Regions from separate parts of the Homo sapiens genome. Here region 2 is linked to region 1. A link is a contact called in ENCODE Hi-C or POLR2A ChIA-PET data. All regions are on one chromosome and are shown on one strand. The core of a region is the stretch at or near the end of the contact, and the rest is flanking DNA. Distances in the headings are between cores, read along the strand shown. Region 1 overlaps MICAL3 (microtubule associated monooxygenase, calponin and LIM domain containing 3). Region 2 holds the start of TUBA8 (tubulin alpha 8).

Region 1 (2,586 bases), core at 48-2,547:
TTTTGGAAGCGGAAGGACTTAAAGATACCAGATCATTGTGCTTTTCTGATGACTAGGTAGTGGATGATAGTTAACATTTATTGAGTGTTTATCTGCAGGAATCTGTGCTAGGTGCTGCATAGACATTACCTCATTTATTCCTCACAACAACATTCAAGGTAGAACTTATCATCCCCAGTTTTACGGATGACAAGGTTTTGTGAGGTCCTAGGTCAAGGGAGTGATAGTGAGTGACAAAGCCTTGACTGAAAGCAGGGCTGGGTTCAATCCTGGGCTTTCTGATTCCAGAGTGTGTGCTCCTCCTAACCCGTGTGCTAACGGGCCTTAGGGATGACTAATGGGCAGGCCTGAGAGCCCTGACGCCTGCTGCTGCCACCACCCCAGGTCTGATGGGAGGTGGGGTTGGACGGGCTTTATGTTCTATTGCAGTACAATTTTCACATTCTGGTCTTTTCCTTTGCTAGAAGCATTCATCTAGCCAGGTGGGGGGTCATTACTTTAGAAAAAATAATCAGAGCTGAGAAAACGTCTGCATTTGCAGAGAATGAAGTATTTAATAAGACCAGATGGGCCGGGCGCAGTGGCTCATGCCTGTAATACCAACACTTTGGGAGGTTGAGGTGGGCAGATTGCTTGAGCCCAGTAGTTTGAGAGCAGACTGGGCAACATAGCTAAACCCCATCTCTACAAAAAGTACAAAAATTAGCTGGGCGTGGTGGTGTGTACCTGTGGTCCCAGCTACTCTGGAGGCTGAGGTGGGAGGATTGCCTGCGCTCAGGAGGCCGAGGTTGCAGTGAGCTGAGATCACACCACTGCACTCCAGCACTCCAGCCTGGGTGACAGAGCAAGACTCTGTCTCAAAAAAAAAAAAAAAAAAAAAAAGACTAGATGGGGAGATGAGGGACAGAGAGAATCAAAGAGAATCAAAGTGGTTTGTGGACAGAGGAAATGAGTGATACTCTGACCCAGAGGCCATCTTTAGTGTCCAGGCCATTTTGCTTGAGCTGCTGGTGAAACTGTGAAACTGGAGGCATGGCACTTGGGCTAAAGTCTGTGCGGTGAATAAGGCCCTCAGTTTCTGCTTTAGGTGGCAGAGCTGAAAATCTGATTCCTTTTTGGTCTTTAGCTTCCGGTGTACTTCAATGCAGTACATTGTGGGCGTGGTGGGGATGTGGTTCAGAAATTTACCTAAACTCTGTGGACTTCCCCCTCTCTCCAGCCACGCACTCTGTCATCTTTGGTTCCAGTCTTTAGAATTCAGCTCGGATCCCCTGGGTGATGGGTGGTGTCAGACACTCAGGTGCTTGGATTGCCCCGGTGGAGAGAACAGCATCCTGCCCCCATGGGCTTCAGTTGTACGTGACTTGCTGTTTTCTTGGAGGTGGGCTTTAGTCATCTCTAGCTATAAAGACACAAAAAAACTGGGAAGAATGACCAGGAAACTGTCACCCCAAGCCTTGCAGTTGATTGCATTTTTTTTTTTTTTTCTGAGATGGAGTCTTGCTCTGTGGGCCAGGCTGGAGTGCAGTGGCACGACCTCGGCTCACTGCAAGCTCCGCCTCCCGGGTTCACACCATTCTCCTGCCTCAGCCTCCCGAGTAGCTGGGACTACAGGCACCTGCCACCATGCCCGGCTAATTTTCTGTATTTTTTTTTTAGTAGAGACAAGGTTTCACCGTGTTAGCCAGGATGGTCTCGATCTCCTGACCTTGTGATCCACTGGCCTCGGCCTCCCAAAGTGTTGGGATTACAGGTGTGAGCCACTGTGCCCAGCCTTTTTTTTTTTTTTTTTTTTTTTAAATTGAGACAGCATCTCACTCTGCCACCTAGGCTGGAGTGCAGTGGTGCGATCATGGTTCACTGCAACCTTGACTGCCTGAGTAGTTGAGACTACAGGCGTGCACCACCAAGCCTGGCTAATTTTTAAAATTTTTTGTAGAGATGGGGTTTTGCCACATTGTCCAGGCTGGTCTAGAGCTCCTGGGCTCGAACAATTTGCCTGCCTCAGCCTCTCAAAGTGCTGGGATTACAGGTGTGAGCCACCATGCCTGGCCCCATTGACTTTTTCTCATTGGTGAGTTCAACAGAGGAGAGATGATTGCCGCAGTTTTAAAAAAGAAAAGAGGCCAGGTGTGGTGGGTCATGCCTGTAATCCCAGCCCTTTGAGAGGCCGAGGTGGGCAGATCACCTGAGGTGAGGAGTTCCAGACCAGCCTGGCCAACATGGTGAAACTCTGTCTCTACAAAAAAAATACAAAAAATAGCCAGGTGTGGGTGTTGCACACTTGTATTCCCAGCTACTCAGGAGGATGAGGTAGGTGGATCATTTGAGCCTGGGAGGCCAAGGCTGCAGTGAGCGGAGATCGCACCACTGCATTCCAGCCTTGGTGATAGAGCAAGACCCTACTGTCCCAAAAAAAAAAAAAAAAAAAAAAAAAAAAATTAAAGAAAAGGCTGGGTGCAATGTCTCACGTCTGTAATCCCAGCACTTTGAGAGGCTGGGCCAAGGTAGGAGTATTGCTTGAGGCCAGGAGTTTGAGACCAGCCTGCGCAACATAGTGAGACCCTGTCTCTACAAAAATTTTAA
Region 2 (2,586 bases), core at 63-2,562, 110 kb before region 1:
AGCTGCAGAGCCAGGAGTCAAAATTCTGAACTGGCAGCTCCGGGCCCTTTGTGTGGCCTCATACCAGGGTCCTCAGGCAGAAATAGGTTCCTGTGGCCACCCTCCCTAATATTCCCAAGTTCTTTCAGTTCCCAGGGGTGTCTGGGAGCCCGCTAGGAGGAGGGAGGGTGCTGACAAAACTGAAGCTGGAAGGCTAGAGCTCCGGGGGAGCCAGGAGGCCCTGGGCACGGGCCAAACGTAACAGGGCGGGGCGGAGGGGGTTCTCGCCTGCTTTCTGGATCACTGACACCTGGAGCAAGCCTGCCCAGGGAACCCGACCTTGGCCATGACATAGGCTTATTCTGCCCTCACTCTGCCCCCAATCTTTCCAGCCCATCTCCCTACTGCTGAAAGATCAGGGGTCCAGGAGGGATTCCTGGGATTCTGGGCTTTGGGAAAGTGGACTGGGGGCAAATGTTAACCACCAGGGGCACTGGGGGCGGAGAGGGGGACCCTAGAAAGAGGAACTGAGTGTTTGCAGCCGCCCCTCAGTAAGATCCAGGGGCGGGGGCAGGGAAGGGAGCAGCCGCGATCCCCCTAAGCCAGGGTAGGAAACAGGTCGAAGGTCCCCTGGCCTTTGGAAGCAGAGACTTCTTACTCCCAAAGTCCTTCGACTCTGACCGCTGGAAAGACTTGGGAGCTGCTGAGTGCGCCCGGAGGACCCCGCCGCGCTGGGGCTGTGCGTGCAGCAAACCCAAGCCGCTGGCCAGGCTTGCGAGAAAGACCTCCACGCGTGGGGGGACCGTGGCGCCCTAGGTCCTCTGTCACATTCCGGGCCCTGTCACATTAGGCTGGGTTCGGAGACGTGACTGCATCTGGCCCCCCAGTCGCCCCGGCCCAGACCACCCATCCAGAATCCCCGGACTCGCCCTTCTCTCCACTCTGTCCACAGGCTGCCCATCTGGGGACCCCAGAATCTCGCCCCCTTCTCCGTCGGGCTCCCCAGGGCCTCCCTCCCCCTCGTCTGCACGCAAAGCTCCCTTAGGTCCCTTTAAGGAACAACTGGCCCCTGGTCTCTATTTCCCCCATACGATAAAGGGCACCGGGTGTTCCCGCCCGAGGGTGCGGACTCCTCGACCCTGAACTGCCACCCCCAGAAGGCCTTGAGCCCTGCGGCTCCAGGAAGACGGGTCCGTGCGCCTCCGCGTAGACTCGGCTCTCGGTCCTACGCCTGCCGCGCGCCCGCAGCCCGCCTGGCCCCGGGAAGCCTCACCATCGCTGCCGCTGTCCTCGCCCGCGCACCTCTCAGCTGGGCCTGCCCGCCCCGACTGCTCCAGATACAGCCGCCTCCGCCGTTGTGACACACCGGGAGGGGGGGACGCCGGGGACAGGCGCGCCGGGCCCGCAGCTGCCCCCCGGCATCACAGTGCCGGGGAGGGGCGGGCAGGTCACAAAGGCCCCTCCCCGCCCACCCGCGGCTCAAATCTCCGGGTCCTCGGTCCCGCCTCAGCAGCCGGGGGCGCTCGCAGCGGGGACTGCGCCCGCGGGGGAGGCTGCCCTATTACCAAAGCGCACGTGTCCACGTTCCAACACCGCCGGCGAGAGCAGCCTTCGTGACCCCAGCTGCCGGAGAAAGAAATGTAAAATGCAGCCAGGCGAATCGCGCGGGTCTCCCCAAACTTCCGTTCTCCTCCGACCCGCTGGAAAGGCTCCTGACTGGGGTGCAGCTGACCGGAGCGGGCTGCAGCGGGCCCGGGTGCCAAGGTGCCGTCTCAGCTGGGCGCCCTAGGGCCGTGTGTGCTTGGCAAGCTGCAGGGCCTCTGCTCCCAAAGCCTGTGCCTCCTGCCGCCAAGGCCCGCCTGGTTGCTGGAGACGGAAATGAGATGGCATACACAGAGCTCCTGGTACAGGCAGGTGCTGAAGACTGTTCCCGTTTTTACCCTCTCCCCGGATACCTCGCACCTCCACCGGGATTTTCAAATCTCCCCCCTTGATCCCTTCCTACTTTTAAGCCCCAAACGTGTCCAAGTCACATCTCCTATGTAATCCAGAACTCATACCAGGGTTCCCCTGCCTCTGCCCAGTAGTAAGACCCGCCAGATGCTGTTGGTTGCCCCCTGCTCGGGAAGGGGTGGGCACTTGGTAAAAGCCCCTCTTCACACTTTAGATGTTGGCCACGTTGTCACCCTGCCCATCTCCCCTCACTTCCCCCCAGGTGGGTGAGGGGCTGGATGGTCTTTGTTCCTTGTTCTCACTGCTGTTTCTTGTTCTTTCCCTCCAGTGGTCAGTTCCATTCATGTTGAAAGGTGTACCCCAGCCTCTCTCTTCCACTTTCCTCAGCACCAAGCCAACGCAGGCAAATTCATAGGTTTTCCTTAAGACAATACCACTTTAGCCAGACGTGGTAACTCCCCAAGTTTCCAAGCACAGTTAGAGATCTTCCTACCCTTCTGCTCCTAAGACATGCCTGCTTGTGGCCAATAGAGAATGAGAGCAGATTTCTGCTTACCTATGCGGCAATCTGTTCTGTTGGCCACCCATTCATAAACGATAGTACATGTGTCGTAATCATCTTTGCATTTGAGAGAGTACCAAACACAGTGCTTT

What was found. Hi-C counts contacts between places; a loop is a spot of excess contacts on that map. ChIA-PET counts read pairs that join two places held with the same protein, here RNA polymerase II (POLR2A). Pooled maps may share reads with other maps.
Region 2: a loop to region 1 is called in a map with no recorded cell type, with 10 times the contacts of the local background. The contact joins the promoter of TUBA8 here to the enhancer-like site in region 1. A Hi-C loop is called at or near these places in 10 of 37 single-sample maps with no recorded cell type and 7 of 50 pooled maps. POLR2A ChIA-PET finds 5 or more read pairs at or near these places in 3 of 52 experiments (GM12878, HEK293 and activated CD4-positive, alpha-beta T cell).

What each region holds. Positions count from the first base shown.
Region 1 is chr22:17,995,347-17,997,932 of GRCh38, reverse strand. The region is part of intron 1 of MICAL3 (microtubule associated monooxygenase, calponin and LIM domain containing 3); the gene reads left to right. Among named protein-coding and RNA genes, the nearest start is that of MIR648, 16 kb to the right of the region's middle. RefSeq lists an enhancer at 1,293-1,492. Within about 2 kb of position 1,297, at least 5 of the 41 ENCODE cell types and tissues checked have a DNase peak (open chromatin) inside an H3K27ac peak, as active enhancers do.
Region 2 is chr22:18,109,535-18,112,120 of GRCh38, reverse strand. TUBA8 (tubulin alpha 8) reads right to left here and starts at 1,312. Exons shown (of 5, transcript NM_018943.3): 1 at 1,253-1,312. The coding sequence starts at 1,255. RefSeq lists a silencer at 1,146-1,535 and an enhancer at 1,616-1,815.